Linked DNA regions of Mus musculus: all the other regions are linked to region 3. Evidence: chromatin loops called from intact Hi-C (ENCODE). Cell type or tissue: left cerebral cortex. All regions are shown on one strand. Region 1 holds the start of BC049762 (cDNA sequence BC049762). Region 2 overlaps BC049762 (cDNA sequence BC049762). Region 3 holds the start of Zfp354a (zinc finger protein 354A).

Region 1 (8,000 bases), 200 kb after region 3:
GCCGGGCCTGAGGAAGAGTTAAAGAAGTTGTTTCCACCTGCTGTTAAGCCTGTAGGATCTGAACTAGACTTCTTGAAGCCAATGAAAAAGACTAAGGAGTAAACCTTTGTCTTGCTCTTATGCAGAGGCACTGCCCAGGATCTTTAGTACAGATGGAAAGATGGTGGACTCCCTGGTTTTTCTCTCCTATATTCACCTTTCAAATCCTCTCTGTCGAGGGGTATGCTGGCCCCTAGAAAGTGATAGAGCCTTCTACTGGTTCCTTCTATGCAAGGCTGGAAGGATTTTCCCACTCTGCAGACTCCCCTTGTCTCCCCATTTCTTATTTGTTCAGTACCAATATCATGGTCCATACTGCCGCATTTGATCATATTATGAACCCCAAGATTGTGAACTGTTTCTAATGGTGGTGTGACTCAGCCTTTGATCCTAGAGCATTCTATTTACAATAAACAAGTAGTTGTGGTGTGGCTCAGCCCTAGCACACACCATTAATCCAAGAGCTAAATAAAGTCAACCATGGGTCAAGAGGCAAAGCAAGTAACCAGCTGAATGGAGTGAACAGAAGTAAACAGAAAGAAGGGTCTTTGAGTTGAAGGGCATTTTGCACTGTGTAGAGAAGGAGAAAGGGCCTTCTCCTGAGACATTGGTAGAGTTTTTTCCTTCTGGGACATCAGTGGAATAGGAAGGTCAAATGAATGGTTTCTCTGCCTCTCCGAGCTTAGCAGGCTTTCACAAGGGCATCTGGCTCCTGAGTCTTCATTTGGTGAGTTAAAGGGCTAGAATTTTTGTTTTTTAAAACAACACCTGAGGGGTCATGCATGCTAGGCAAGCCTTTTACCAACTGAGAGAAAGACAATACATTTTAAATATTGAGAAAATGCAGTAAGTAGAGTTGGGAAGCCAATGTGTTGTTTTGTGAGATGGGGTCTCTTGTAGTCCTGGCTGCCTTAGAACTTACTGTGTAGCCTAGAATGACCTTCTCATGATCCTCTGCCTTCCACCTCTCAACATGCTGGCATCACAGCTCTATGCTACTGATCTTGGTGTCTGGGATTTATTTATTTAGTGAAACTTAGTCAATGCCACCAATTTTATTCAAGGGACCTTTTATTGAGGGACCCAGAAGATGGCTCAGTGAGTAAGAACCTTTTCTACCAACACTATCAATCTTAGTTTGATCCTCAGGACCCACATTGTAGATGGAGAGAACTGACTTCTGTATGTCTTCCTCTGACCTCCAAATGTGTGCCATAGCATGGATTCACTGACTATCCACTCCACAGTCTCTAGATAGATTCAATTACATTTTTAAATTTAGATTTTAGTTAAATTAACGTAGAAACAGTGACTAGTAATGTGTGATGGCAGTTCCATTCTAATGGGTGGGTGGGTGGGGGTTATCTAAGGATCCACTATTAGAAGGAATTCTATCTTCTCTATAAACTTTTGGGCATGACCTAGTCAAAGTTTTGGTAAATGGTTTCTCTCTTGCAGTTACCAGAACCAATATCCTGACGAATCCTGAAGGCTGACCAAGTGCCTGTGGCTAGTATTTCCAGAGGGTACATGCATCTGTGATCTGGCCCTGGATCTGAGACCCGTTCATTGATAGGTCAGACCTAATAGCTCACACCAGTGATGCCAGCAATTCGGAAGCTGTAACAGGAGGATTTCTACAAGTTCCAGGCAAGCTTAGACTAAATAATAAGTTCCAGATTGTCCCTGTGTATACAAAGACGATCACAAAGGAAGAGGGGAAAAAAGAAGAAAGAATAGTGGGGAAGGAGAGAAGAGAGACCCATATAAGTAATTAAAGGAGCAGTGCAGGGCACTTCCTGTATTCCCTGAATGGTATGAATTCAGATGCTTCCTGCCCACTCCATATGCTCTGCAGAGTGCACTGGGAATTGGGATGCTTTCAACATTGTTTGACTGAATCTTTGTTACTCCTGTGCTGTTTGACTTTCTCTTCAGAAGTGTTAGGAACCCTGGAGGAAACTGGGATATTGTCCATCTTGGGCAGTATGGGATGCCTGAGAGATCCATTGTGACTCATTCATGGTGTGGCCTTTAATCAACTTTGCTAAATGTGAAGGGATTCATTGTTTCATAATGGGAGCTTCAGAGACAAATCACCATGAAACGAGCCTTTTCAAGACAGACCCTTTTGGTCTTGCCAAAAGATGGACTCAGAATACTTTTCTCTAACTGATTAAGAAAAAAGTAAGTTGTTTTTTACTTTGTTGCATGAATGGAGGCAGTAAGTATGACAATGAAACCGTAAGCTAGCAAAGTTTGAATGGTATTTTCAGGAGTTAAATTTGTCATTAAAGCAAGGAGCTAAGAATCACCTCTTAGAGTTGTCTAGATTACTAAGACTGTCTATAAAGTGATTGGCATAGAGTATTTAATTAATCTGGTTATGACAGCTCATATTTATGCTTCAAGCTCTTGGAGGAAGGAGATAAGAGATAGGACGACCAGAAGAAGTTCAACCCTACTGGGTTAGACAGTAATTATGGTGTTGGATTCTCAGCAGTTTTGTTTTTTGAGTTTTGATCTCATGTAGCTCAGACTGGCCTTGAACTTGCTATATGGCCCAGGATGACCTAGAATTCCTGATCCTCCTGTTTCTAAATCCTAAATGCTGGGATTACAGGCCTGCACCACAAAAGCCCAGTTCTCTGAAATTAAAAAAGGATATATATTAAGAATTTGTTATGTCGCCAGGCAGTGATAGTGCACGCCTTTAATCCCAGCACTTGGGAGGCAAGAGGCAGGTGAGTTTCTGAGTTCAAGGCCAGCCTGGTCTACCGAGTGAGTTCCAGGACAGCCAGGATTACACAGAGAAACCCTGTCTCGAAAAAAAAACCAAAAAGTCTGACCACAAATGCCCGTTTGTTGAGTAACTGTAGTAGAAAATCATGAGGCTGCCATGGTTGTAACCGGAAGAATACTGTCAGAAGTCTTAGGACAAACCTCCCCATTCCTTTCGATTTGCTGGCTGAGAAGGCGAGGAGGAAGAGAGAGAGGAAGGCAAAGAGAAAGAGAAGGGTAAGCACCTGCTACGCTTGTTTTTAGAGGCATATTCAGGTAAACTTCTCCAAATCCAGTTTAGAGCGGAAGCGCCAGGTGACAGCCATATCCTGGTCACTGAGCTGCCCTAGCTGGGAGCATTCGGGGACTCTGCGCTCTGGTGGCTCTACCTGGAGCTGAGGTTGAGGGGCGACTGGTAGATGGAGTGCGATGAGCTTCCCACTTTAAGCTGATGGGAAAAGGTCAGAGGTTGGCCCTACCCAGCGTGGCCACGCCCAGCAAAACTCTTCGAGAGCCCGACGCGCGCCGCAGACTTAAGGCGGGCTTCCAGGTTCACCTAAGAACAGAAAGAACCTCAGCCTGACAAGCGGACAGAACCTCGTCCTACCCGCGCCTCCAGCGCTGCGCAGCCGCAGTGTGGCTGATCAAGCCCCGCCGTCCCTGACGTCACAGACCCCTCGTCCCCTTGCACGATCTGTGGGCGGGCACGAGGCTTCGTGACGCATGCGCGCTGGCTCGGCGTAGGTGGCGCTGGAGCCACCTGAGGAGGTTGTAGGGTGACGGCGCGGACGCCATTTTGTCGGTGTCTGTCGCAGCGGCTGGAGAGGAACGACGGCGGTTTGGCGACATTTCTCGGCCAAAAGGCCGCTTGCTTTTGCGGAGGTGAGGTGGGCAGTGTCGCGCGGAGCCAGGTGTCTGAGGAGAGAGTGGGCTTTGGGCGTCAGCACCGGGAGGATGCGTCCGCGGGGCTGGCGGGGTGCCTCTCGGCCGGCGGCGACAACACCCGAGCTGCCGCGGTTTCGCCGCTCGAGTCAAGGCCCGCAGGCCCCGGGTTCGCCCGACGGTGCGGTCCGGCAGCTTGGGCCTCGCTCACCTCTTGTCAAGGCCTCGGCCGTCCATCGCAGGAACCAGCGGGGAGACCCTTGGCGGGACGCATCCCCGGTACTAGTGCCGTCCAGAGTCGAAGTCACCCCGACCCCCTACTCACCCCTGTCTGTGGCCTCGGCCGTTTGCATAACCGGAGCCTTTTCCAAAGTCCGCTATTCGCTCTGTTGTTCAGCTCTAAGGGCCCTGGCCAGCTGCCCGGAAGAGGTAGGGCAGGCGCTGCGGCGAGCCAGGCAGCGGCTGGAGTTCACCTCCAGCTTCGAGGATCACACTTGGGAAGGAAGGTTCGTCCTTCATGCCAGGCGGTCACCCCACCCCAAGCCCCCCCTAGATCTGGGTCGCCCCGATTGCCCAGGCATTATGTAGGCCAGGCAGGACTCGAACTCAGGAGATTCTCCTGCCTCTGCCTCCTGAGTGATGGGATTAGAGAGCTGAGTGATGGAATTAGAGAGCGAACATTGCATTTACATTGTGACAGCTCTGTTGCTCAAGTAGCCAACCCTCTAAACCAGTGGACCGATTGTCACCTGGTCTAATGTTAAAGCTGCAGATATTTGGCCTAATTTTGAACACGCACCCGAGGGCCTCTTGTACCCCCACTTAAATGGGAGACTGAAACTTCTAAAACGTGGTGGAGAATAATATTTCTAGTATGAGCGTATACATATGGGTTCCATTGTATCTTTTATTGAAAGGATACAGAGGATTGTAGCATGATTTTTAAGTGTTAGAGATAGTGTAATATTTTGAGGTAGCTTTTCTTTCCTGTGTATGAAAGCTCTCATGAGCTCAGAAATCTTTTACTTTGCCTCCTAAGTAAATATTTCTTTGTTGGTTGTTTGAAACAAGGTCTCGCTGTGCAGACCAGGCTGTCCTTGAAGTCTCTCAGAACTCCACCTGCCTCTGCCTCTAGGGTGGCACGTGTCACCACACCTGCCTAAAAACAAAGTATTTCCGAACTCGGCCAGAGATCAGAGGAGGGATGGGGAATGTTAGTCGGGGCCTATTGGGACAAGGACCCACTGATAGGTGGGTTTGCATATTAGTCACTTGAGAAGTTGAGATTTGTCCTGTGAGAGGTAAACTGGCTGTAGCGATGTGAAGTGGAGGGGGAGGGGGTAACTTGAAGCAAGCAACCAAGACTTGTGAAACCCTAATGGCCAGTCACAAGGATGAGTCATCAGAAGCTGTACACTGGGCTGCTGTGTTTTGAGAGTGCTTAGCCTGTAGCCCGGTGGCTTGGGATTCAGAATTTAATTCCCTCCCCTCACCCCCTCTAAAGAGAAAAAAAAAAAGCCTTAATCAAACTAAAACCTTAAATACAATTTTGATAATAGGAGGAATATGTCAGCAGAACTCCAGTGGAAATAGGAAGATGAGTGTTTCTCTAAAGCTTGAGTTTGGGCTTTTGTCTCCAGCAAGTTTGCAGTGTTGTCTGTTTTACTTCACCATATTAAAATGACTATATCGAAAGGAATGCTTGGCTTACTAACTTTTTTTTTAACCAAGGTACCTATCAAGAATTTAGGATTTGTGTGTGTGTGTGTGTGTGTGTGTGTGTGTGTGGTTTAATCCATGCTTTCTCATTTTTGACTGAGCAAGAGAAGCCACATTATCAGGAAGATGCCTGGCAGGCACAGAATTAGAAGAACGAATATGGTTTACTGAATATTTGGACAGGGGGTATGTAGGTCGGTGGTAGAGTCTCGCCTAGCAATTAGAAACCTCCTCTCCCCTCATTACGTCCTCAGTAATCAGGAAATAATAATAGTATCACACCCTGATGTTGTGATGCACACCCTTTCTGAGGAACACTTTGGAAGAGAACTGAAACTGCTTTCTTTGCAAGCCCGGTGTTTAATAGATTTGTTGGCTTATTTTTCAGCCATTTAGGCAAGCTCAAGGTGATCAACTAAATTGGTTTTGTTCCATTTGGGCCTTATTCAGCTTCTTTTTTCTTTTTTCCCTCCCAAACCATTAAACTCTGCTTAGCAGAGTTCAAAATTAAAGATTTAGCTATGGAACTGGAGACACTGCTCTTGTAATGGACCTTTAGGCTTTAGGGCATCCTATGCCCTCTTGTGGTATCCAGGGGCAACTGCACTCGTGTAGATCTTCCCCACCCTGCCCCACCCTACCCCATTCCCATTAAAAATAAATTTAATCTTTTTTTAAAAATTGACGTAGGGGAACAAAGTGGTTAAATGGGTAATGCTGCACACCTTTGATCTCTGAGACCCACATGATGAAAGGAGAGAATTAACACTGGTGTCCAACAGTCACAGATCTGTAAAAGGATAAATGTTAGATACTGAGCCTGGGAGAGATCCACAGGAGCTTGGAGATGAAGTTTGGGAATTGTTACCATTATCTGATGTCACTGGCCATGTCTCAGTTTAAGGATCGGACTAATTCTGGCATTTAGAGAAAGGAACTCTACAGAGTTTGAGGGGGGGGGAAATCTCATTAATGAAAGGCTCTTTACCTTTAAATCAATTACTTGCTTGCTTCTCTCACTTATGATTATTTGTATTAAACTTTGCCAGACTGAAGGATGTTTATGACACTGTTGGGATAGGCTATCGCTAACTATAGTTGTAGATGTTATTCTTATATTCAGATCTGGCCAGGAGATGGTGGTGCACACCTTTGATTTCCATCACTCTAGAGGCAGAGGAAGGTGGATCTTTGAGTTTGAGGCCAGCCTAGTTTACAGAGCTAGTGCCAGACCTATACCAAGAAACTTCCTGTCTCAAAGGAAAAAAAAAATCTGTGTGCATTCATGTCAGTCTTGATTTTTAACCAAATTGAGAGACCAGGAATGTAGCTCAGTTGGTAGAATTATTAACATTATAAGTGACCTAATTTTTAAAATCAGCATAAATAGAAGGAAACAAAAAATATTTTGTGTTAGGAGTGTACATATACATTCTGTCCCATGTGCAGGCCAGAGGTCAAAATGGGATATCTCCATGGGTCTCCACATTTTTCAGACAAGGACTTTCATTGAACCTGGAGCTTGCCAATTAAGCTAGACTGGGCTGGCCAGTGAATTTTAGGGATCCATATGCCCCGCCCCAGCCCTAGGTCTGGAGTTACAGGTCTGTGCTATGATGCCTGCCTTTTTATGTGGGTGTGAGTGATCTGAACTCAGGTCCTCATTGCTTGCATAGCAAGCACATTACTGAGTAATCTGTCCAGCCCTTGAGCAATTTTAATTGGCCCTTTTTAAAAAAATGTAAAAAATAGCCAGGTACATTGACAAATGCCCATTAATACCAGCACTTGGGTGGTAGAGGCAGGCAGATTTCTGAGTTTGAGGCCAGCCTTGTTTACAGAGTTGGTTCCAAGACAGTCAGGTCTAACTGAAAATCCTTTTCTCAAAAAACAAAAAATGAGTGTTTCTGAAGGCAAGCACTAAGTTGAGAATTTGTCCTTGTACTATGTAGCGAAAGAAAACCTATTAAAGTCTCCATGCTGTCAGTCATCTAGTACTAGAGTCAGTTCCATTCAGCATCATCTCACATAGGAGTGGTATTGTGTTCTAAGCTTTGGGAAGTGCTAAGAGCCTACGTGACCCTGTGTGTGAGGTATTCCTATTTAAGCAATGGTAATATATAGTTATACGACCATCTTTAGCTTCCCACTTACCCTCACTCCCCCCTCTTCTCGTTAACAGATGCGGCATTCCAAACGAACTCACTGTCCTGATTGGGATAGTAGAGAAAGCTGGGGCCATGAAAGCTACAGTGGAAGTCACAAACGCAAGAGAAGGTCTCACAGCAGTACTCAGGAGAACAGGCACTGTAAACCACATCATCAGTTTAAAGACTCGGATTGGTAAATGACTTGCATTTTAAGTTTCAGCAAGTTGTCATTTGCTTATATAGCTTTTATCAAATTTGGAATCAGACATATTTACTCCTGCAAAAAATAAAAAAGTTAACAATATCATAGGCTAGTTTCTATACTGCCTAGACTAAAGCTATGAATTTTATAGTTTGTTCTATGTCTGTCTGGGATTGATAGGAGACAGTAGCTCAGCAAGTGACTAAACTAAGGGCTCTGAGGATTTA
Region 2 (8,000 bases), 200 kb after region 3:
TTTGTCCTGCCCTCTTCCCACTCCATCTACATTGAATCATTGGATTCTTGGTGTTTCTCAATTTTTCACCTTAGTTGCTTCTCTCTGGTCAGAAATTAATAAAGAATGTATTAAAACCATTATCATGCAACAAGAATCTCTGCCTCAGCTGTAAGCAGATTCTGGAACCAGCTTCTTGCAGCATTGCAAAGACAACGGACTCTTCCTTCCTCATCTACAGATGCCGATTCATTCTCACCTAAGGGGAAACCTTGATGGTGAAGTGTAACTAGGGGAAACATCTTTGGATATTGGAGGAGTACCCTGTTGGAGTGAAAGGCAAAATAACTTAAGCCCCTCTCCTTTGAGAAGGCCCCAACCCCCTCTCCGTTGAGAGACCTCAGCCACTCCCTCCATTTCTCTTTCTTCCTAAATTTTTTCTATTATTCTTGTGCTATAAACACATATCAATACCTCCTCATAAATCTCAGCTTTGTTTCAAGTATATTTAGGTATCAGACAAAGTCTATGTACAAGTAACAAAGAAAAAGATGAGACGCGTGCTTGGCATGTCACTGCAATGCCAGCTCCTTCCTTAGAGGTGCAGGCAGGTTCAGCCTTCCGTGAGGCTTGCTCTGAGTGCCAAATGAGTTCCTATTCATATGGAGAGGGCATGCCAGAGACACATTTAGCTATAAACTTTTGAGCAGAATTGAAAACTTAATACTCCAGGTTTCCTCTACAAAACACGAGTGGGTACCCGCACACACCCTCCAAATCTTCTACATGTTCCCTCCTGAGTTATGTGTGTGCCACAGAGTCTTGGAACTGGGGTTCACTGTGTCCTGATAGATGAAAGAGAGTCTGGGGTGTGGAGGAAGATCTGTACCCACTACCCTGGACGTCTGCAAGTCTGACAGCCAGGTGCAGATTCAGTTGTTTATAAAGCTCTGGGTTGTGATGGAGTCAAATCCAGCCTACCTGGATGTGTACAGTGAATCAGCAAAGGTTAACCAGGGACCCTTTAATTCCATCTCAGGAGGCTGAGGCATGAGGGAGGCCCAGATTTCTGGATTGTTTTGGCTACATCACAAAACACAGTCTCAGTTGAATATATCACCTGGGGTGGTAAAATTGATTACATTAACTACTTCAAATTTGATTTTTTGAGGCAGGGTCTCCATATAGCCCTGGTGATCCTGGAACTCAGTATGTGCAACTGTGCAGTCTCTGGACGATGGCTCTCAATTCTGAGTCCTGAGATTAAAGATATGGGTGACCATGGCTGGCCAAAGTAATAAATGAACATACTTGCTGAATAGCCTTACTCGAGCTAAACCTTGATAGAAAACTTGAGACATACAGACTGTTTTCTAGTCTGTTATTTTGTAACTAAGAATCAGTGCCAAGACTGCAGCTAGCACATACTAGTTGGGGAACTGGTTTGTGGCAACATCTTCACGAAGAGGCACTACAAACACAGAAGCACTAGGAACAAGAGGCGGCCATGGTGGCAGGGGTGGGATGGGGGTGGAGGAGATCATGGGACAGCAAGAAAGCATGGACTGTGGTTAAGGCGACAGTGGTGGAGCAGTGGGTCCTCCTGTGATGGAAGCTATACTGAATCTTTCAACTCTGAGTTTGGCCACTGAACCGTGCTGTCTTTCATTTCTTCTCAGATCTGTTTTGTTTTGGTTTTTTTCTCATAGTATTTTTAAATATTATTTGGGAATTTCACAACATGAACCCAGATCATACTCATTTCCCAGTTCTCCAGGGTCTGACCCCAATCACCCTTGTGACTTCTCATCACACACAAAAAAAGCAAATAAGACCACAAAACAAAACAAGCCCAGTTTGTGAACTTCATATAGTCACTGGAGTGTTGAGGTCTGCCCTGCTAGTATAGCTGCACCCATTTTGTTCCATGCCTGCCAGCTATTTCATATTGTTGCTGTAATATGCCTGACACTGAAAAAAAACTTGACCCAGAGTAAGGTCATGCTGATCACGTACCCTGTTATGTTCTGTATATTATGACATTTGTTAATCTTAAGAAATTCCACAAAGCTTTATCTAGAACCCATCAAATTAAAGGTCAGTATGAGCTGTTATGTATAAAATAGCTTGAGTCAGAGTCTACCACTGGGTAGCCCTTCCTGCACCTGCGTATGATCTCACTGTAGTTTTTATGTGTTTTTTTTTCCTTTATAAGTCAGAAATGTTTAATTTATTAAATCAGCCCCAGAATTCTGAGCTATGGCCCTGATCAATCAGTTTTAGGGTGTGCATTCAATAAGCCATCCCTGTCTGACTGAGATCGGTGTTCGTATGGCTTATGGGGCAATTCATGAACCCCAAGAGGAGTATGGTCAACCTCTCAGTGGCCAGTACCTTAAGAAAAACCAAGTCCTACCCACACCCCCATCAGAAGCCATCAAGTATGGAAGCCTGCATTTCAGCATCCTTATCACACTATTTAAGGGTTCTCTTTGATGGCTTTCTTTCTAGGCTGTTACTTTCTTTGTGGTGGTGTGTAGGGGTTGCCACAGAATCTTTATATGTTCCTCTTTCTTAACTGTGATTCTGCAGTCAACTTCAACTGCAAAAGTAGCTTCCTTGCCCTTTACAATGTTGGGGTCTGGGAATCACTGTGCAAACCACTCAGACCAGTCTCAAATAGGGATGGTTTATTGAATGCCACACCCCAAGACTTATCTATCAGGGCCACAAGTAAGATATGGGAGCTAGGCCGGGCATGATGGCACACGCCTTTAATCCCAGCAACTCAGGAGGCAGAGGCAGGTGGATTTCTGAGTTCGAGGCCAGCCTGGTCTACAGAGTTAGTTCCATGACAGCCAGGGCTATACAGAGAAACCCTGTCTCAAAAAACAAAACAAAACAACAACAACAACAAAAAAGATGTGGGAGCTGACTACAATATTCTGTCAAGATCCTATAGAGCTTTTTAAGCCTGAGATCTACAAGCATCTGTGCCAAGTTATTCTACCATCGAGATTTAGGGATAGGGGACTTCTTTAAGAACATGTCTTTGTTGTACACTTCTCCTGCTTCCATTTGTAGGGGTATTCAATTATGACAGAGGACTTGCCTAGTTTAACATTCATGTCTGAACTTGCCAAGATAAAGACAGACAGAAAAGGGCAAGTCCAGGGGACCAGTGGAACATCTACGAATAACATTCTGCTGCCCCTCTTTCCTTATGAACCCCACTGAAGTCACAAAAATGAGGCAGGAGAGAGTCTCTATAAGGACCTTTATTTAACTCCACATTTTTTTCCTTATGGGGTAGAGAAAGATGCCCACACCCACAAGGTTTCACAGTCCCAGGTTTTTCAGAAAATAAACAAAGAAAGGCCACCTGTCTTCATTGAGTATCAGGGTGTTATTCCGCGGTGGGCCACGGTTGCTGGAAGCTAGGGTCTCCTGGGGCAAAGTCAGGAAGTAAGTTTGGAGCTGACATTGAATGGTTGGGGTTCCAGTGCTCCCCTCTTGGAAACAGGGAATCCTCCTGTGACATCATTGGCAGTGCGTTCCCTTGAAGCTGTGCAGAAGGAACAGCGACGCCATAATCCCAAGGCTGGTTCCTGGGAGTTTGAGGGTACACAGAAAGTGGAGGGTTACCAGCCCCATCATCGAGAGGACCTGAGAGGAAGAAGAAAGATAATCTTCATAAGCAGGGCGACCTTACTCTCCCTGGATCATGCTAAGTGATGGTCTGTTCTGTGTGTCAGGCTTCACCCTAAACATGCCCAGTTCCCATCCCCTTGGGGTGACAGAAGAATGCAGACAAACACAGAGGACAGACATTTACTTTTGCTATGTGCAATGTAGGCCTGTGGGAATGGGGATTCCCACACTGTGTGCTCTGCTCCATCCTCATGAAGGAGAGGTCAGCTGATACTGCTCTCTATAGCACTTGAAAGGGCAATGAGTACAAAATAGACTAACCTGGGACATGGCTTCCCTGGGGACTGGAGCCCAGGATCCTGTACAGGGCCTCAGCATAAGGAGAAAACAAGGGTTCAATCCCTGGTCTTTCATTACAGAGAGTCCTGTGCAGATCTCGCAGGCTCAGCAGTAGGTCGAAACAGCTTTCCCAGCTCTTCTTCAGGCCCTGCTGGTAAAGGCGCCTGCAAAGAGCCCTGGTCTTCTTGTGGATCTTCCTGCCCGGGTGGCCCATTTCCTGTTCAACTACTTCCCACTCCAGCAGGAAGACCCTGATCTCAGAGTCAGTCCATGAGCTTCCGGTAGAACCTGCAAAGGATGGAGGGCTGTGCTGAGTGCCTTTGATGCCTTGTACATGCACATCTGAACTTTTTGTAGGGACCTGTCCCGCACTCTGACAAATTGAAAGTGGCCTCATTCGGTCACCAGGGGATTAATCACGTGCTAGCAAGAGTAGAATTATCATCTACTTTGCTCTTAATAGCATGCAGTAACCTTACTTGCATGTAAGTTTTGGCATCTTTAGTTGTAGAAAATATATTACAGAATAAAAGGGGTTGTCACAGGACAAGTGCTACTTGGGGACATTATCCCTGCGTAGACTCAAGCCTCCTCCCTCCAGGGGAGTGCTCACAGCTACCGAGACTTTGGGTTTGCTATAAAAAGTACAGAAACCTGAGACAACTGAGTTCAAGTCTATACATACAGCTGTTTACATCTGGGGTCTCTTATAAGCCCATACGTCTCAGAAAAAAACACATATGATAGAAGATTTTGTTTTTCTCAGAGTTGCCTCTGAATACCTGAGGGCCTTTGTCCTCCCTGCTTCCCACTCCATCCCACATTGGATCCTTCAGTGTTTCTCAAGCTTTCACCTTGGTTTGCTTCTGTCTGTTCAGAATGAATAATGAAAATATTAAAACCGTTTTCATTCAACAAGAATCTGTCTCTCGGCTGTGAACAGATTCCGGGAACAGCCTCTTGCAGCATTGCAAAGACAACGGACTCTTCCTTCCTCACCTACAGATGCCGGTTCATTCTCACCTAAGGGGAAACCTTGGTGGTGAAGTGTAACTAGGGGAAACATATTTGGATATTGGAGTTGCACCCTGTTGGATTGCAAGCTAAAGACCAAAGCCCCTCTCCTTTGAGAAGACCTCAGCCACTGCCTCCATTTCACTCTCTTCTCAATTACTTTGTTTTCCTAGTGCTAGGAATCCATACTAGCATCCCCTAGAAAGTCCAGCTTTGCTACTTATCAGATGAACCATATGACAAATAAACAGAAAAACCACAACAAGGGCGCTTGGCACGTGGCTATGCCAGCTCTTTCCCAAGAGATGGAGGCAGGATAAGATATTCAGGGTCATTTTGGCTATAGAGTGGGATGGGGGCTAGCCTTGGATCTTTGAGATGCTGCCTTAACAAAGGGAAAACCATAGAGGCCAAAAACAAGGAGAGGGGCAACTTCAGTACCTTTTCAAATTGGGGACATGTGCTCATTCATGTTCAAGGTAGTTAACCATGTTTTGCCAAGGTGGACAATGAACACAGTCCCAACACTTTCCATGAGGCTTACTATGAGCATCAAACGATGTCATGCCAGACATACACTTTTGAGCTATAAAGTTTCTGAGATGAATTGAAAGGCAAATTTTCCAGCAATCCCCCAGAAAACACAAGCATTGAATCTCCCTTTCCAATTAACCTGCATTTTCTTCCCACAGCTTTCAGTATGTTCCACCGAGTCTTAGAACTGGGGCTCCATGTGTTCTGGTGAGTGATACAGGGTCTGGAGTGTGTAGGTAGACCTGTGTTCACTTCCCTGGACTTCCTCAAGTCTGACAGCCAGGTGCAGACCCAGTTGTTTATAAAGCTCTAGGATGTGACTGAATCAGACCCAGCCTACCTGGATGTGTAGGGTGGATCAGCAAAGGTTAACTAGGACCCGTTAATCACATCTCAGGAGGCTGACCCATATTTCTGGAACTCTTAGATACATAGCAAGGCTCAGTATCAATTGAAAATATAAAATGCATGAATGAAAACAAGGTCAAGTAATTAAAATTTCTTTTTGTGTTAGGGTCTCGTTACATTGCCCTGGCCATCCTGAAACTCACTATTTAGACCAAGGTGTCCAGGACATCATACTAATCTACATGCTTCTGGTTTCCTGTCCCAAGTTCTGGGCTTAAAAGTATTTGCCATCAACCTGGTCAATTTGATAGTTTGACACATTTGCTAAATATTTTAGCTTCATCTAAACTTTGATTGAAAACCTGAAACATACAAAATGTCTTTAGTCCATTATTTTGTAACTAAGAATCATCTCTAAGATTGTAGCTAAGCCATAATAATTGGGGAAGTGGTGTCTGGCAACATCTTCACTAAGAAGCATAAAGATCAAAACGTGGAGTCTGGGAATCCCAGGAAAGTACAGCCTGTGGGGAAGGCAGGTGTGGTGGAGCAGTGGGTCCTCCTGTGAGAGAGGCCACCCTGGATCTGCTAACTCTGGGCCTGGCACTGAGCCCTGCTGTCTTTCATCTCATCTCAGTTCTATTGACGGCCTGAATGCCTGTGTCCTGAACCCTTCCCTGCTCTTCAAAAGCACCCAGTTGCCCCTTCTAGCAGGTGTGATGGGAACATCTTGTCACTGTGTTCACTTTAACACAAAGGAAACTGAGGGACAGCATGAGCTCAACGGAGGTCCATGTCTTTAATTTTCAAGGGTAGAAAAAAACAATCCCTCATTCTGTTCCTTGTTAGGTTTTCTTGGTTTGAGTTTGTTGGGAAATATCTTACATAACCCAGGCTATCCTGTAACCCACTCTGTAGACAGAGGTGACCACCAACTTCTGCCCTTCCTGTCTTGATCTCCCAGTTGCTGGGGTTACAGCCAGGAGTCACGCACTCATATCATGTGATCATGCGGAGGAAAAAAGCCACTGGTCATATGGAACAGCAAGGTTGGCGCTCTCTAAGCAACTTTAATATGGATTTTAAGCCCTGAGACAGGAGAAAGTCAATTAGGAAGACAGAGTGTTAACTCCTCAAAGGATAGAGGCATCTTTTCTTTTCTCTTTTCTCTTCTCTGTTCTTTGCATTCCTTTGGAGACCCACACTCTCACTTTATGATACTAAGCAATTGTGTGGCCTGCGTTGTAGTCTAACTGTGAACAAGTCGTACTGGTGAGGTCCCTGAGTCCTAAAGTTTCAAAATAATTCTCCTGGCCCAGCTATTTATCCATCTTTTTCTTCTTTGTGTCTTTTTATGTTCCTTTAAACTACCCTGTCTTTTCACTTTGAGAACAGGACACTGAACCAACTAAGCAGGGCACATATGAGCCCATGTTTCTAAAGCAGAAAGTGAGAGCCTACATGGTTCTGCATCAGGTCCTCTGTATATATTTGTGGCTCTTAGCTTGATGTTTTTGCATTACTTCTTTTTTTTTTCTTTTTTAAAATATTTATTTATTTTATGTATATGACTACACTGTTGCTGTATTCAGACACACCAGAAGAGGGCATCAGATCCCATTACAGATGGTTGTGAGTCACCATGTGGTTGCTGGGAATTGAACTTAGGACCTCTGGGAGAGCAGTTGTTGCTCTTAACCGATGAGCCATTGCACCCAGGTGCAATCTTTCTTGGGAGACCCAAAGAGTCTAAGGTGCCAGTTCCTCATGAAGTTGTCCTTGAACATCCCAGGGGTCTGAATATACCCTGGAAAAACTGTAAGTCCAACAAGAAAATGAAACTGAGGTCCAGATGTGTGGAGTGCTGTTCCAACGATGTCCCAATACAAACTCTTGCTTTGAGGCTGCCCTCAAACTCCTGGGCTCAAGTGATCTTGTGCCAGCCTTCCAGGCATTTGGGGCAACAACTGGCTGGAATTTAGCCATTTTAAAATGTGTGGCTCAGTAGCATTGTGTAAAGCCACATTGCCTTGCACCCATCCCTATCATACATACATCCCTAGGACAGTTTCCTCTTCCCAAACTACAATTCTACCTTTTGCATTACTTCTAACTCTGGGAGCTGATGTATCTTT
Region 3 (8,000 bases):
CAAAATACTGCAAAGAAAACAGTCCTAAGGGAGGTGTGGTGGCTGTCCCCTGTGCTCCTAACACTCCAGGGACTAAGGCAGAGGGATCAAGATTTTGATGCCATAACATTTTCTTTTGTTATGCATAATTGCACAACTTTTCAAAACTGCATATCAAACAAGCAAACAAGCAAGCAAAGCCATATCTCTCCTAAATACAGAAAAGACTGAAGGAAAATCGCAAGTGGGTACTGGCATCAGACACATGTGGCCATCAACCAATAATGAGAATTTGGATTATAAATTCTCCCAGGGGAGAACTAGGCTCCAGACTCAATGCCTTGGTGTTGTTGTAAATGCTATTGATTAACTCCATTCATTCTTATTATGACCCAGCCAGCCCCTTAAATAGAAATTTCTGGTTTCTTTGGAAACTCAGTCATGCCATATAATGTTTTGCTGGGCCAGACAAGTGAAAGGATAAATGATGCTTAGAAAAGATATAAATCTGTGGGAGGAGGCTCTGGCACTGCGTCTCCATCACTGATCTTTGCTGGTTGTGACTGCATAGAGAGCAGCTAGCCGAAGAACTTCTTGTGATAGTCTGGGGGCATCTTTCCACTTTCGTGGACTTGGGCTGATTGGCAGAGCTTCGTGGTTTCCTCTGGATTGAACTGCCTTTACTTGCTGATTCGTGAATGGTGATTGCCCAGTGGGCTGGATTGCTGCTGCTGATTCGTGTTGGCGTTTTGCTAGACGACTTGGTTGCTGACAAGGAGGATTGGAATCCCCCCACCCAAAGAACTATTTCTAAACAGGTCCACAACCTGTTTCCTATTAACTTTTCTTTTCCACTCCCTCTATTGAGTGGTGGCCTAAAAGGAAGGCTGAAGCATTTAAGAACCCTCATTAGTGTAGGTTTTGAAAAATCTAAGCCATCAAGCCTCCCAATAATTGAGATTGAGGCCTATAATTTATTTTAATCAGCTTAGCACAATTACTGTGTGATTACCCCTAATCTATTTTTATATATGCTAGATTGGCTAATTCCCAGCTGTGCTCCCCAAGTTAGTTGCTTGGTCTCACCCCAGCTGCTTTCTTGCTCCATCAGCCTGTCCTCAGGGTAGACTTCTTCTGGCCACATGCTCATGGTCCATCCCATCTAATGGTGGTCTCCTTATCTCTCTCCTCCCATTCTCTATTTTCCTTTCCAGCTCTCTCTCTCTCTCCTTGTGGTCCCTCCTCACTACCTCCACCAGGTAACTGAAATCCTGTCTACCTCTACTCTCCACAGTGACTGGCTATAGGCATTTTTATGTAACCAATGGCTTAAAATTGGGGAGGAAGGTTTACACAGCAAAGATCAGTGTATGTGAGAATTCACTCATCTGAGGGTAGCAAGATCTTGGGGTTCAGAATTTAGCATTTGTATACATAGCATCAGACCAACCCTAAACACCTTAGGGTTTAGCAGTCCTTGACACAGTAATTCTGTTTCAAGAAACGGAAGAAAACCATCTTCAAAGATAAACTTCAAGGATGTTGACAGAATAAAAAAGAAAGCCTTAAGATAATATTAACAACTAGAAATAAAACTTTACTTGAATACCTTGAAGTAAATAAGCCTCAGATAAGAGCTTTGAAAGTTACTGAGCTGCAACAAATACATTGTGGCTTCAGTTGTAACTGAAGCAGATGTGAATGGTGACAGGTTAAGCTTGGCTTCTAAGTGCTGATAAAAGAATCAAAACCCTAACTACTAATTTCTGCTCTGTGGCACCAAGAAACTGGAGTGGGGCTGGGCTGGGTGTATTTATAATTTTTTTTGTGTGACTGACAATACCTACTAGCCTGGCCTGGGAGAGTCTGCCACTTCAGCTATCTAGGAGTCTGAGGCAAAAGAATTCAAAGTTCAAGGCCAGCTTTTGCAGAGTGAGGTCAATGTTAGCCTAGCCAATTTGATGAAACTCTGTCTCAAAAGTTAAAAGAGGGCTGGTGTTTAAAAAAAAAATGTTTTTTTTCTTCTATCCCCTGCTCTAGGAATGACAACTCTGGGACTAATTATTTATTATTAGTTGGTTAGGCCATAGCTTTGGCTCATTCTCTGACTAGCTTGTAGCTTACTTAACCCATTCAAACTATTCTGTCTACCACTTAGTTACCTGTCCTTCAGGCTCAGCTGCTGCTTTTTCACATCTCTCTCATCATCTCCTTTTATTTTTTTCCCACTATTTCCCAGAATCCTGTCTCTTCCTGCCAGTGTCCCACCTCCTATTTCCTGCCTCAGCTCATTGGCCATAGTCTTTTTTATTGACAGATGATGCGCGTAAGCGATTTTCTCTACAGAGTGGGGATGTGGCTCAGGGGTGGAATGCTTGTCTAGCCTGCTAGAGGCTCAGGTTCATTCTCCAGTACCACCACCAAATTAATTAAAATAAAATGTTTTGCATGTATTTATTGTGCATATATGAATGTATGTGGCACAGTGTATGTGTGAGGTCAGTCTCTCTTTTCACTATGTGAGTTCCTAGAATTGAATTCAGGTTACCAGGCTTGGCAGGGAGCGATTCACCACTGAGTCTTCTTCCGGGTCCTCATAAATAAAAAATTCTAAAACAATTATCTGTTGGCTCTTCCTGTAATGTCTCTGTCCTGATTGCTATGGATTGTCAATTTCATTAGATTGAGGGGTACCCAAAAGCTTGCTAAAGCCCATATCTGGTTGCGTTGATAAGCCGTATCCACGGAGGAGTCCATCATAAGGGCTGTTACATACACAATGACTTAACCCATTGATGGACTCAGTCTTTCAACCAGTTTTGGGGTGTTATGGAGCTGTAGGGGGTGTGGCCTGGCTAGAGAAGATGGGTTTCTAGGGATGTCCTTGAAGGGTCTATTTTGGCCCCACCCCTTCCTGTTAGCTGCTCTTTGCTTCCTGGCTGCCTTCAGCTCCACGGCTTTCATCTTCCTTGTCCTTCTGTGACATTCTGCTGCCTTGCTCTGAGCCGACAGTCAATGGAGTCAGTCAGGCGAGGACTTTAACCTGCCAACCACGGCCCCAAACTGGCCCTTTATTTTAGACCCTTAAGTTATTCTTCTCAAGTGAGTGTCACAGCCACAAAACTACAACTGCTACAATTCTGCCTCTCCTGAGTTGTTGCCTCAACCCCGTGCTTCATTCTTGTCTGCCCAGGCTGCCCTTGCTTTGCCCTACCCTTCTTTTGTTGTTTGTCTTTTCTTCTTTTTTGTTTTTTGTTTTGTTGTTTTTTTGTTTTGTTTTTGGTCTTATTACAGGTATCTTCTAGATCCCTATCTAATTATGTTCGTGGCTTGTTGTCTGGTTCTTGCCTTTTACAAAAAATAAAGTACTTCAGGATAATGACATTTGTTTTATTCAGTTTTTCAAATGGCTCATAATAGGGCTTGGTGCGTGACCGTTAGAACACAGACTGTACAGCGTACTCTGAAAAGTCAGACCACACACTCCTGTAGTCTCTCCCTCTTTGGACTGAGAGTTGATACAAGCAATGTGCTGTGACATTGACAAGGCTCACAGAGCTAAGTTATCTCTCTCTTCCTCTCTCAGCTGCCACCCTAGCTCCAACAGACACCCCAGACAACCTTGAGTTATAACTTAGCTTGCATCTACTGCCTTCCTACCTTTTCTTTTGACTCCTGGCACACAAGTTGGGCCATGTGTCAACACAAACTTCCCCAAACTTGTAAGAATACAGAATTCCTGTCCTTGGGAGCTGAAGGATATTTGATAAGCTTTGCCCGTCAGATCTCCATCGTGGCTGCCTTCAGCCTGATTCTAATAACTTCCCCCCTCCCCGCTGTTGTTATTTGTGGGAAAAGAAGAATTTTAAGGACATTTATTACTTGTGTGTATGAGTGAGTGTGTATGAGCATGGAATGCATCCGCTGCCCGGAGATGCCAGAAGGGGGTATTGGAACCCAGGCACTGCAGTTACAGGCCATTGTGAGCAACTGATATGGGTAGTGGGGATTGAACCTAGGTCCTCAACAAGAGCAGCAAGGACTCTTAAACCGCTGAGCACCTCTCCAGCCCTACTAATACCTTATAAAAAAAAAAAAAAAAAAAAAAAAAAAAAAGCTCTTCTAAAGGGTACTTCGTGCCAGCTTCCTTTCCACTAACCTGCAACATCTTTTATTATTTACCTAACAAGCAGGTGTTTGATTCCCGGTGTCCACTCTGACCTTCCAAGTAATCTGTGCATCAGACAAACCGAGGAACTTCAAATCCCAGAATCCCTGTGTCTCGAAGTGGACTACATTTCCCAGAGGGCTCCGCGGCCACCACCCTCTGGACCCCAAGATCTGACCCCCCCGTGAGCCTTCGCGGGTCTTAGGGCGTCTGTGGCGCGGCTCGAGGCTAGGGGCCAAGGTCCCCGTGCAGAGTCCTTACCCGCGGCGGCTCAGAGCATATGTGAGGCGCGGCGGGAGCCGGAGGAGGGAAGGTGAGTGAAGGCTCGATATGTTCGGACGTCAGACAGGGGCTGGGCTGGGTTTGGCTCGGCGGCCTCCTGCGCGTCCCCCTCCCCAGAACGCGCGCTCCCAGTGGCCTTGGCTCTGGACTGCAAGTGACCTGCTCCCCACCGCCCGGGCAGTGACCACGCAGGCTGTGTTTTCCGTGCAGCTCTCTTGTCCTGGGCTACTATTGGTCCCCTTTCTGGAGTTTTCCCCTGGTATTCTGGAAATCGATCTCTGACAGCAGCAGTGCAGTCGGGTGGGCAACGTGTTATAAGGAAGAACACCGTCCCTGCCCGTGGTCAATCTGAGGGGGCAAAACCGGAGGCGCCCCCACTGTGGCCGCATTCAGACTTCAATTTCCTTCCCAAAGGGGCTGGAAAGTGCCTGCTGAGATGTGGTGAACAGTCTAAGGGTGTTCACATGGGAGCTCAGTGAGTCCCCTCGGTTATGGAGTACAGTGTCGCCTGAATCTTGCTTCTGGACATCCACGGACAAGAAGACTGGTGACTTGTCGATTCTCTGATGCCCACCCCCAGCTCCTGGTTCCCTCTCTTGAGGCAGAAGAGCCAGGCTCAGATGATGGGACACTTTCGGAGATGCTGCTTCTGACAGGTGCCGAGCAACAGGTACTACTCCTTTCTTCTTTCCACCCTCAGATCCTCCCTCATCTTCACCCATCTTTGGAAGAAGAACCTTCAGAAAGAAGATGGCTCCTGAGCAATGGGAAGCGACATCTCAGGTAAGCACCTTGCCGGTTCATTTCGTAGCAGAAGGAGCGGATTTTGTTTGGTTTTCCTTCTGACAGTTATCCACGCAGTTCAGCCTTCACCGGGTTTCATCGCCCATGCCCTCCTTGGAGCAGTTGGTCCTCCCTCCGTGGGTGGTGGATTCTGTGGGGAGCACACCCCATGTTCACAGTTCCAGTCTTATGTATCTCTTGATAGACAGGCTATTGTTGCCTGGTGCCAGTCTGGTGTATGCCTACAAATTCCACAAGTAACTTGCCAGGTACCTGGGACAGAATACACATACGTACTTGAGAAAATTCCTTTTTTTTCTGGTCCTGCCTCCCGCACTTGTCTGTTTCATTCTCTGCCCTTACCAAAATTGGTTTTCTATTTTTTTCTTCTTTCTTCTTGACAATCCTTATGTTGTTCACCAAGCCTTCTCCAGTCTGTGGTGGTTGGTTGGTTGGTTGGTTGTTGTTGTTGTTTTTCCCACTTTATGGTTTTATCTTTTGCTTGTACAATTTCCATGAAAGTTTTTTTCTTATCGTGTATGTATGTATGATGTGGTGTGCATACATGTGTATATGCGTATTCTCATGTACTTGGTCACGTGTTTGGATGGCTGTATCTCTGTGTGAGGATATACATCTGCACATGTGTGTCAAAGCCTGAGGCTATAGGGTGGCTTCTCCCATGGAGTTGTCTGTCCCTCACAGGTGTCGTTGACATTTGAAGACGTGGCCGTGCTCTTTACCCGGGATGAGTGGAAGAAGCTGGTTCCCTCTCAGAGAAGCCTGTACCGTGAGGTGATGCTGGAGAACTACAGCAACCTGGCCTCGCTGGGTAAGAGAGTGCCCTGTGGGCAGAGACTCACAAGCGAGACCTCGTGCCTTCTCTTCCAAATGGAGATTTCATTGTGAAATCTTAGCAGAGTTTTGCCTTCAGGCCTTACAAATATGACCTTATAAGTAAGCATTGACACACACTTTGCACAGCAGGCCTGGAACTGCCCATGTGCAGTGGAGCGGGCGTGGCAGTGAGGGCACCGCTTCCCTTGGTATGAAGCAAAGGTTCATAGTCTGGGCATCTTCCCAACCAGCAGTCATTCCATGCTTGCTTGGTTCATCTCTCAGCAGAGAGCTTTGTTCCATCTCTGGAACCTCTTGCCCATCTCCTTTGCTATGTGTTTTTCTGCAAAGGGCCTTGTGAGGGAAACATTTGAGGCTTCTGGTTACTGAGCTCATCTTGTCTACAAGCAGGATTCCCGTTTACCAAACCAAAAGTGATCTCCCTGCTGCAGCAAGGAGAGGATCCCTGGAAGGTGGAGGAAGAAGGCCCTGGAGGCTTCTCTCTCGGTGAGTGTGTGCGCAGGCCTGGCAGTCTCTGCAGGCTCCAGTGTGGTGAATAAGGAGAGGGTGCAGCTTAGAGTGTGGGTTGGGAAATGTCTTCAGGTTCTCAGTCCACAAGAGATGGCCGGGGTGGAGGGGGTGGGAGGCTGGAGAGACAGCTCAGTGGTTAAGAGCACTGACTGCTCTTCCAGAGGTCCTGAGTTCAAATCCCAGCAACGACATGGTGGCTCCCAACCGTCTGTAATGAGATCTGACACCCTCTTCTGGTGTATCTGAAGGCAATGACAATGTCTTATCTGTAATGAGATCTGACACCCTCTTCTGGTGTATCTGAAGGCAATGACAATGTCTTATATATATAAAATAAATAAATCTTTAAAGAAGAAAGAGGTGGTCAGGGACTGGGATGGAGCTCAGTGGTAAGAACACCTGTCTAACACACAAAAAGCCCTGGGTTCAACTCCCAGCACGCGCGTGCGCGCACACACACACACACACACACACACACACACCAATGAAACAAAGTAAACAAACAACTCAATAAATTATCCGTAAATTAGATAAGAGCAGTGGAGGGAAACTGAAATCTGGGCTAGCTCTGTTATTCTCTTCTGATCATGTCCCGAATGAATTTCTTGGGGTCTTTTTTTTCTTGTTGGTTGTTTCTGAGGAGGGCTGCGTTTTCAGAGCTCATTTAAGAAGTATGGTATATTTAAGGGATGATAAAGAACTCACTCAGGTTGGAGTTCAAAATGTAAAGGAAAAGGAAACGGTGGGAAGGCTATGCATGTAGGGATCCTGTAACGAGGGCCTTGGTGCTGTTCCAAGAGCTGTGTCCTGGACATGGGAGCTGCTAGCATCTGCACTGCAAATGGCCACTGTACTTGTGGGTAGCTCTCAGAAAGCTGGTTCTAATCAGAAACAATTGAAAGGTCTCTTAGTTAACCAGCTGAAGAAACTATGGTATGTCCTTGTTCTGACAGCCACCATCTCAGAGAGTGTCAAGGAGTGAGGCAGGTTTCAGAGCACTGTCGAGATTAGATTGAAAGAAAATTGTGTGCACAGAGAGAAGGGTGAGGAGGCAACAATGTACCCTTTAAAAATGGGCCCGGAAAAAGAGTCTTTATTTGTATATAATGTTGTAAGTTGTTACAAAGAGCTGTTACATTCAGGAAGTGCTGTGAGGTGCACTATGGAGGATGGATTGAACTTGAGATGCAGCCAGACAACCTTAGGGCGCCACTGCAGGAATGAAGGAAAAGATAGCGGGGTCTAGATGAAGGCCCCTGCTTAGGGCTCTAGAGAGACCCCGTGTGATGATTTGGGGTGGTGGTGGTTTTCATTCAATGTATAAGTGAAGTGCTTGGATACGGATCTCTGGTGAGGGGTTCTATAAGGGTTGGAACTCACAAGTGAGATCAGAACCCTTGGACCCTTGAGCCGACCAGCT

What was found. Hi-C counts contacts between places; a loop is a spot of excess contacts. Peaks named below come from ENCODE experiments on the same cell type or tissue, not always from the same donor. Only the 100,000 strongest peaks of a DNase experiment are listed, where the experiment ranks them.
Region 1: a loop joins it to region 3, with 6 times the contacts of the local background. A loop is called at or near these places in 8 of 42 quality-filtered maps.
Region 2: it touches region 3 in a loop (2.4-fold over the local background); 8 of 42 quality-filtered maps call a loop at or near these places.

What each region holds. Positions count from the first base shown.
Region 1 is chr11:51,259,568-51,267,567 of GRCm38, forward strand. It overlaps BC049762 (cDNA sequence BC049762), which reads right to left and starts at 3,437. Exons shown (of 3, transcript NM_001382322.1): 1 at 3,066-3,437. The coding sequence starts at 3,090. Clk4 (CDC like kinase 4) reads left to right here and starts at 3,547. Exons shown (of 13, transcript NM_007714.6): 1 at 3,547-3,702; 2 at 7,604-7,764. The coding sequence starts at 7,604. In left cerebral cortex, a CTCF peak has its summit at 5,996 (motif pointing left); DNase peaks (open chromatin) are centred at 3,506, 5,024 and 5,943; H3K4me3 peaks cover 3,506 bases; H3K27ac peaks cover 1,548 bases.
Region 2 is chr11:51,250,408-51,258,407 of GRCm38, forward strand. BC049762 (cDNA sequence BC049762) reads right to left here. Exons shown (of 3, transcript NM_001382322.1): 2 at 3,952-4,257; 3 at 3,238-3,645. The coding sequence ends at 3,386. Among named protein-coding and RNA genes, the nearest start is that of BC049762, 8.6 kb to the right of the region's middle. In left cerebral cortex, no CTCF peak of the experiment used is centred here; no DNase peak of the experiment used is centred here.
Region 3 is chr11:51,054,943-51,062,942 of GRCm38, forward strand. It overlaps Zfp354a (zinc finger protein 354A), which reads left to right and starts at 4,283. Exons shown (of 5, transcript NM_009329.4): 1 at 4,283-4,460; 2 at 5,130-5,212; 3 at 5,918-6,044; 4 at 6,461-6,556. The coding sequence starts at 5,180. In left cerebral cortex, a CTCF peak has its summit at 4,566; DNase peaks (open chromatin) are centred at 3,951, 4,354 and 4,905; H3K4me3 peaks cover 1,479 bases; H3K27ac peaks cover 596 bases.